Linked DNA regions of Homo sapiens: region 1 is linked to region 2. A link is an interaction called in ENCODE POLR2A ChIA-PET data of the cell type or tissue named here. Cell type or tissue: OCI-LY7. All regions are shown on one strand. Each heading gives the region's core, and the rest is flanking DNA. Links, peaks and the distances in the headings are about the cores only.

Region 1 (4,394 bases), core at 113-4,112, 200 kb before region 2:
GGTTCTTCTGAGAGAGTTACAGTAACTCCCAGAGCTCCTTACCAGGGCTAATTAGAGGGCGCTGATCTCCTCTGGGGTCTCTTCTGAATTACACAGGTGCATGGGCCCAGCCTTGAATCCTTCCCTTGGAGTCCCTCGTTCTTCCACTTTAGCACTGTGGAAGCTTCATTCAGGGCACCTGTAGGCTACAAACTACCTCCATCTGCTCTGTTTTTCAACCTAACCTTGTGGCTGGGAGAAGAGAGCCCAGGATTTCTACGGAGAGAACAGAGAACACAAGGAAACTAGCGCACATAGATCAGAATTGCCCAGTGCAGGGATGGAACCCAGGCTTGGAGTTCCAAGGCTTGGGCCTAGGGTGGGTTTTCAGCACAAACACTTCCTAGTTGTGTGCCCTTCGACATTTTCCCAACTTCTTTGATTTTTCTCTGTAAAATGGGAATAGCACAAGAAGCTATTTCATAGAAATGACAAATTGCTGTAACGTGCCTGACACTTTGTAAATTCTCAATAAATAGTAGCTTGAAAACAACCCAGAGATCCTCAGATTGAAGGACTTCCCAGGTGTACAGAAGCCTTGGCCTAAGAGATGGCAAGGAGCAGGTTTTCCTCTTTGGGAAGTTTGGGCTCTGAGGGTAGAGAAGACAGTGAACGGATTAAATGCCTGCCTGGAGTGTGTTGTGGAACTCTGCACACATCTCTTCAAGCAGGCCCAATTGTGAAGTTAGAGAAAGACCCCTGACACCTGACCCAATTATAAGAGTAATTTGCAGCAGTGTTTCTCCCATTTCACAGGGTCATAAGAGTCACCTGGGTCACTTTTTTATTTTTTATTTTTATTTATTTATTTATTTATTTATTTATTTATTTATTTATTTTTTGAGACAGTCTCGCTCTGTCGCCCAGGCTGGAGTGCAGTGGCGCAATCTCGGCTCACTGCAAGCTCTGTCTCCCGGGTTCATGCCATTCTCCTGCCTCGGCCTCCCAAATAGCTGGGACTACAGGCTCCTGCCACCATGCCCGGCTAATTTTTTTGTATTTTTAGTAGAGATGGAATTTCACCGTGTTAGCCAGGATGGTCTCAATCTCTTGATCTCGTGATCCACCCGCCTCGGCCTCCCAAAGTGCTGGGATTACAGGTGTGAGGCACCGCGCCCGGCCTCACCTGGGTTGCTTATTTAAAATACAGATTCCCAGCCCCCTCCCCCAAAATGTTCTAACCCAGGTGCTCTAGGGCAGGTCCTGGGAATGTTTATTTTACACAAGCCACTGGGTGATTTCATGACCAAAGAAGTTTAGGAAACATTGCTTTAAGCATTCAAAGAACTTATGTGTCCTCTATGTAATAGAATCTACATAATGAGCAGATTTATCATCCCCACTTTACAGGAAAAGTAACTAAGACCCGACAAGCTTCAGCAGCATGCAAGAGCCTGCTCAGGCTGGCTCAAGAGAGCCTACTGTTGTTGTTATTGTTGTTTTGTTTTTTTGAGATGGAGTTTCACTGTTGTCGCCCAGGCTGGAGTGCAGTGGCACAATCTCGGCTCACTGCAACCTCCGCCTCCTGGGTTCAAGCGATTCTCCTGCCTCAGCCTCCCGAGTAGCTGGGACCACAGGCACCTGCCACCACGCCCAGCTAATTTTTTGTATTTTTAGTAGAAATGGGGTTTCACTATGTTGGCCAGGCTGGTCTCCAACTCCCGACCTCAGGTAATCCTCCTGCCATGGCCTCCCAAATTGCTGGGATTACAGGCATGAGCCACCGCGCCCAGCCAAGAGAGCCTACTGTTAAATGTTCAAGGAATTTGCAATTCGGTGATTAAACCCCGAGTGGCTTGAATTTGGCCATGGTGGAATAACTACACTCCAGATTTCTCCTCGCCAGAAGGGAGCTCACAGGTGCTCAGGTCGGCTTCTTTTTTCAAACAACCCAGGGCACTGATAGAAGTGAACACTTCTTGGCTGTTCTCTTGTTTTGGGTGCATGGCTCAGTTTGAATATTGTCTTTTTCTCTACTGAAATTCATAAACATTACATACAAATCAGCAATCTAGGGCTTTTTTTTTTTTTTTAAAGAGCTGGTTTACTAGCACATCACTGAGTCAGGGTCAGTAGTTTGTCTGACTGTTAGCAAAAAAGCTGAAGTTCACCTGTGTTCTCGCTCCTTAATCCATGTGCATTCTCCTCCTGCTCCCTCTATCGTCCCTTCAACCTCCAGTCCTGGATAGCGTTAAGGGCTCAAATTCTAACAAGGATCACCTGCTAGAGAGTTGGTTCAGAATTTCTAAAGACTTTAAGTGATCATTCTTTTCCACAACAGGTTGATGTCTCCCTCTAGTGGATAGGAAAGAGTAAGACAAGTTTTTAGATCATTGTATATGTGTAACATGTTGAAATATATAGAGAGCTAATTTCCAATAGCAGCACAAAAATTTCCTTTTTATTCATTTAATATTTCATTCACTCAGCATTTATGATTTGCTTACTATGTGCCAGATATTGAGGTATAAAGATAAAAAAATGAGAAAAGTCACTATATACTGAGAAAGACTGCCAAGATACATTGAGAAGAAAATCAGAGTGCAGAACGTTATGAAAAATATACTATCATTTGTTTATAAAGGCAAAAGAAAGAATACATACATACATTCACATAGGATATATTTAGAGAGACACACAAAATACTGTTAATATTAGTTGGTTTTGGCCGGGCATGGTGGCTCACGCCTGTAATCCCAGCACTTTGGAAGGCTGAGATGGGAGGATTGCTTGAGCCCAGTTCAAAAACAGGCTGAGCAACATGGCAAAACTCCATCTCTACAAAAAATACATTTAGCTGGGCACAGTGGTGCATGCCTGTAGTCCTAGCTACTCAGAGGGCTGAGGTGGGAGGATCACCTGAGCCCGGCAGGTTCGAGGCTGCAGTGAGCTATGACTGCCACTGCCCTGCAGCCTGGGCGACAGAGCAAGACTCTTTTCATACAAGACTAGTGCATATGCCACAGCAATTTGATTGGTTACAGATTGCTAAATTCCAAGAAAGAATACTTTATTACTCTATAAGGAGGGGTAATGATCTGTGGGGGTCTTTGGTGCTGTTTGTTCTTAATTATCTAAAGGAAAAACAAGGCAAAAGTTGCAGCTGCATGCCATGTGACTCAGGCTGCACAGCCACACACCTCTCAAGGCTCAGAATAAAGTTCCAACAGCTTTAAGTTTGAATTATTTAATTTCACATACTTATTCAAAAGTAAATTAAAACCTGCGCATAGTAGCTGATGCCTGTAACCTCCAACGCTTTGGGAGGCTGAAGCAGGAGGATCACTTGAAGTCAGGAGTTTGAGATCAGCCTGGGCAACATAGTGAGACCATGTCTCTGCAAAAAAAAAATCTTTTAAAAATTAGCTGGGTGTGGTGACTCATGCCTCTAGTCCTAGCTACTTGGGAGGCTGAGGTGGGAGGATGGCTTGAGCCCAGGAGTTTGAGGCTGCAGTGAGCTGTGATTGTTCCACTGCACTCTAGCCTGGGCAACAGAGCGAGACATTCTGTCAAACAAACAAACAAACAATAAATAAATAAATAAAGTATTAAAATTTAAAAAGTTAAAACTGGTTTTAAATGTATTCAAAGAGCTATTTTCTTCTAAAATATTAAAAGCAAACTGCTTATAAAAATTAATAGGCGGCCAGGCGTGGTGGCTCACGCCTGTAATCCCAGCTCTTTGGGAGGCTGAGGTGGGTGGATCACAAGGTCAGGAGATCGAGACCAACCTGGCTAACACGGTGAAACCCCGTCTCTACTAAAAATACAAAAAAATTAGCCGGGCGTGGTGGCGGGCGCCTGTAGTCCCAGCTACTCTGGAGGCTGAGGCAGGAGAATGGCGTGAACCCAGGAGGCAGAGCTTGCACTGAGCCGAGATCGTGCCACTGCACTCCAGCCTGGGCGACAGAGCGAGACTCCGTCTCAAAAAAAAAAAAAAAAAATTAATTAATAGGCAACATTTTAAAATATCAAGATTTTAACTCAAAAATATTTAAAGCTAATTTTAAAAATTATTATACTAGGCCGGGCGCAGTGGCTCACGCCTGTAATCCCAGCACTTTGGGAGGCCAAGGCGGGCGGATCACGAGGTCAGGAGATCGAGACCATCCTGGCTAACACAGTGAAACCCCATCTCTACTAAAAATACAAAAAAATTAGGCGGGCGTGGTAGCGGACACCTGTAGTCTCAGCTACTTGGGAGGCTGAGGCAGGAGAATGGTGTGAACCAGGGCAGCGGAGCTTGCAGTGAGCCAAGATCGCACCACTGCACTCCAGCCTGGGCAACACAGCGAGACTCTGTCTCAATAAATAAATAAATAAATAAAATATATATACTATATAAAATGCTTTAT
Region 2 (4,394 bases), core at 106-4,105:
AAAGTCTCAATAATAACTGGATGACTTTGGGAGCTAGAAAGGGGGTTCCTCCTCTTAAAGAAACAGGAAACTGGGCCGGGCGCAGTGGCTCACGCCTGTAATCCCAACACTTTGGGAGGCCGAGGCGGGTGGATCACCCGAGGTCAGGAGTTCGAGACCAGCCTGGCCAACATGGCGAAACCCCATCTCTACTAAAAGTACAAAAATTAGCCTGGCGTGGTGGCGGGCGCCTGTAATCCCAGCTACTCAGGAGGCTGAGGCAGGAGAATCGCTTGAACCTGGGAGGCGGAGGTTGCAGTGAGCCGAAATGGCGCCACTGCACTCCAGCCTGGGCAACAAGAGCGAGACTCTGTCTCAAAAAAACAAACAACAACAACAACAAAAACAGGAAACTGAAGCATAGTAGAGGTGAAATGCTTTTCCAAAGGTTAATAAACATAACGTCTACAGTAGAGTCTTCAGTTAACCTCTTACATTCGTTTTATGAGCAAGCAGGCTTTCTCCATTAATACCACATTTTCATGGTATTGAATAACTCAGGTTGAACAGTCTTTCCTGAAGCCTTTCTATTCTTCCCACTCCTAATACGATGGCCTACTTTTTTGGGGTTTTTGTGGGGAAGGGACTGGTGTATCATTGTCAGAGAAAAGAGAAACCATATTTAACCAGGGCCTTAGCAGGGCATGAGCACAGTCACAGCCACTTGCTCTTGACCTTGTGCTTTGATTTCAGTTTAACACTTCTAAATTTTTGTACTGCTTCCTCATTCTCCTCTTTTGCCAGGCTCTGGGGAAGATATAGTTCATCGACCTTTTTAAGAGTATCTCGTTTTCTTTGTAGCATCATTTCCCTTTCTAATGTGCAGGAGAAAAGAAGTACCTGCTTTCAGACTTGCCCTCTAGCCAGGAAAAGCACTAAGCCTTTGGTGCAAAGGAGAGGAAACTATTTGGTATAGAAATACAGAAAAATTTCCATAGATTTTTGTTAATAAGCTGCAATCTGTTGTCTTCCCAAAAAAAATGAGGTATATTTGAGAAACATCTTCTTGAGAGGTCACTTTGGTCTCTATAGAATGTTTTCTCCTGACATTTTCTTCTGTGCTAGTATCTCATGCTAAAATGGTGAAATTATTTTTTCTCATATTCTTATGTGAACCAAATTAAGGGTTACTCGTGTCTATTTTTTCTCAAAATGGAAATGTTTTTTATTATAAAATCCATGCTCTTTGAAAAATTCAGCCTGTATTGAAGTACATAAAATACAAAAATGAAAGTCATTTTGACTCCCACTCCCCAGAGATAATCACCATGTACAGTTAATTCCTTGTTTAAAACGAGAGAAGGCAACATTTGATCACAGCTGTGTGTGCCTCACTCTGCCTGGGGATGGCCTGTGGTGATTCATGGACTCATGTTCTCTGTTCACATTACTCAGGTTGGTAAGAATTGCCAGGTAGAGGAAAGGGGAGTGTTTTGCATTGGGCTGATTTAAAATTATTTGATTAACTGGGCTGCTATTTTAGGTTTGTCCTTATTAAATACTTACTGTATCATGGTGGGCTATTTTTCATACTTTGTTCATGTTAATGTTGTTGCCCAGCCTCTGATGGATTGATTTACAGCAGCCAAACACATGAAAACAAAAGCAAACCCTCACCTTTATAGAGAGTTTCATAATTTATAATTAGGAAGGAGTGGGTATACTTGCCATGAAGACCACTGCCAATATATCCCTGTGCTGATATGGGATGGGGTTCCTCTTGATCAGCACCAAAGATTGCATGCTGAACATATGGAAAGGAAATTGGACGAAAGAAGGGTCAATGACCGCTGTTTTCAGATGTGGCATGGAAGAGACTGATACTGGGGAGGAAGCGGCAGGGTCTCACTCCTTAGCCATGTGTATTTAAGAAGAATGAACTGTGAAGAAGTTGATGATGATCTAAAAACAGAGCCCCAAAATAGTACATAGAAAGTTAATTACAACATTGGTTATTTGAGAGTGTTGGGGACGTGGGTGGTTTTTATACTACTCTGTCTTTGAATTTAAAATAGTTTTCAAAATAAAATTTGAAGATTAAAGAATTAACCAGATTTTCTTTTGTCTATATGAGATGCATGCAGTCGTTTTTAGAGATGAGTTCCATCCCCACTTTGAATCTGAAGTATTAGAAGAGGCATGCTCTGGTGGACAGTGGGGAGTTAGCAGATGGAAGGGGATTTAGGGAAGGGACTGGACATTCTTCCTGCAAGATGGAGCAGTAAGAGAATGATGAGAGCTTTTAGATTCATGAAAAAGGTGACTCTAGGAGGCTTAGAATGTTCCAAAGGGGCACTTCAGCTAATAGTCATATTCAGAAGAGTGTTGTCTGGTTTACACAAACTGAAACTTAGGGCTTTGAATCAAGAGTCTCAGCTTCTACTTACAAGATAAGCAGTTTTGGGGAAGTCAGCCACTGAACCTGTTTCTTCATTTGCAAAATGAGGATAATAAAAATACCTATCTCAGGGTGGTTGTGAGATCAGTTGTATAATGTATGGGAAAATGCTTTAAATTTTAATTTTAATTTTAATTTCCAACCACTATATAAAAGTTGCCATGATTGAAATAAACAAAAAATTGATAAGCAAAATAAAACTTACCTGTTTAAACATTTATTCATTCAAAAACTCATCAAGTATCAACTAAATGTCAGACATTCAGTAATGACTGAGATACTGCCCTGATGTCAAGGAGCTTGCAGTAAAGCAGGGGAGCCAAATAATTGCAATATCTGCCTTAAGTGTGGTAACAGAGCATCACAGTTGGGATGATGCATTATTGGTACCATATTGTTGTATGTATAGGCTGTTTTGGCAGCACAGAAGAGGCATCTGCCTCACCCTAAGATCAGAAAAAACTTCCCAAAGAGGCCAGGCACAATGTCTCTCACCTGTAATCCCAGCACCTTGGGAGGCCTAGGCAGGCGGATTGTTTGATCTCAGGAGTTTGAGACCAGCCTGGCCAACATGGCGAAACCCTGTCTCTACAAACAATACAAAAGTTAGCTGGGCGTGGTGCCGCATGCCTGTAGTCCCAGCTATTCGAGAGACTGAGGTGGGAGGAACGCTTGAGCCTGGAAGGGCGGAGGTTGCAGTGAGCCGAAATTGCCCCATTGCACTCCAGCCTGGATGACAGAGCCAGACCCTGTCTCAAAAAAAAGAAAAGAAAAAAGAAGTCCCAAACAGAGTGAGCTAGACATTGAAAAGGTTCTAAGCAAAGGAACAGCATGTGTGAAATGGCAAGGCTTTTGGTGTGTTAGGTTATTTGGGATCGGGGGAATCTTAAAGCTTAAAAATGGAGTTAAGTTTCTTAGAATGAACATGCATTTTATGATTTTTTAAAATTGGTTTCATTTTGTTGAATTTCAATTATATGATTGTGATGTTTTCAGGATTTTGGTTTGAATTAAACAAAACTGGAGCCACAAAATTGGAAACAATACAATTTTTTTTAAAATGTGTAGGATCTGGCCGGGTGTGTGGTGGCTCACGCTTGTAATCCCAGCACTTTGGGAGGCCAAGGCAGGCGGATCACGAGGTCAGGAGATTGAGACCATCCTGGCTAACATGGTGAAACCCCGTCTCTACTAAAAATACAAAAAAAAAAAATTGGCCGGGCGTGGTGGTGGGCGCCTGTAGTCCCAGCTACTCTGGAGGCTGAGGCAGGAGAATGGCGTGAACCTGGGAGGCGGAGCTTGCAGTGAGCCGAGATTGTGCCACTGCACTCCAGCCTGGGTGACAGAGCGAGACTCCGTCTCAATTAAAAAAAAAAAAAAAAGTGTAGGATCTGCTCAAAGAAGGAAACTGGGTAATCCCTCCCATCATCATAGAGCTGTCTCACCAGTTATTCATTCAGTAACACTTACTGAATACTTAATATTCCAGAGAAATGAAAAAGCCAAAGTCCTCGCCTTAAAGTTGCTCACAATCTCATGGGGGAGACCAACACATAATTATAACCAATTCTTATTTAGCACTTACTCCATGAGAGATATACTTAACAATAATTCTTCAGAGGTAGAAAGGATTACCATCCCTTCTTAGAGAATTGAAGCACAAATTGACTAAGCAACCTTCTCAAGGTCACACACTTAATAAGTGGCAGAGCCAGAATTTAAACCCAGGCAGTCTGGTTAGTTTGTGCTTTAACACCTACTTTATGTAGCTGTTCTGATTATTAAAATACAGTGTAAAAAGTGCAAAATAAAGAGGTAATACACAATGAGATCAAAACCTAAAATAGTGGGAGAGGAAGGTGTTACAGAGGCTTTCTGCAGGAGGTGATAAACTGATTTTTAAATGATATCTGGGAGGTTCAGACCCAAAGAACCAATCGGCATGAGTAAAACTGCA

What was found. ChIA-PET counts read pairs that join two places held together with the same protein. Peaks named below come from ENCODE experiments on the same cell type or tissue, not always from the same donor. Only the 100,000 strongest peaks of a DNase experiment are listed, where the experiment ranks them.
Region 1: POLR2A ChIA-PET joins it to region 2 with 9 read pairs; 1 of 35 experiments calls an interaction of 5 or more read pairs at or near these places.

Annotation. Positions count from the first base shown.
Region 1 is chr14:64,301,326-64,305,719 of GRCh38, forward strand. It overlaps a transcript of ESR2 not described here. Among named protein-coding and RNA genes, the nearest start is that of ESR2, 9.2 kb to the left of the region's middle. In OCI-LY7, for the core only: CTCF peaks have their summits at 2,324 (motif pointing left) and 2,524; a DNase peak (open chromatin) is centred at 2,316.
Region 2 is chr14:64,506,178-64,510,571 of GRCh38, forward strand. All of the region lies in intron 1 of ZBTB1 (zinc finger and BTB domain containing 1), which reads left to right. Among named protein-coding and RNA genes, the nearest start is that of ZBTB1, 3.6 kb to the left of the region's middle. In OCI-LY7, for the core only: no CTCF peak of the experiment used is centred there; DNase peaks (open chromatin) are centred at 734 and 2,424; H3K4me3 peaks cover 1,679 bases; H3K27ac peaks cover 348 bases.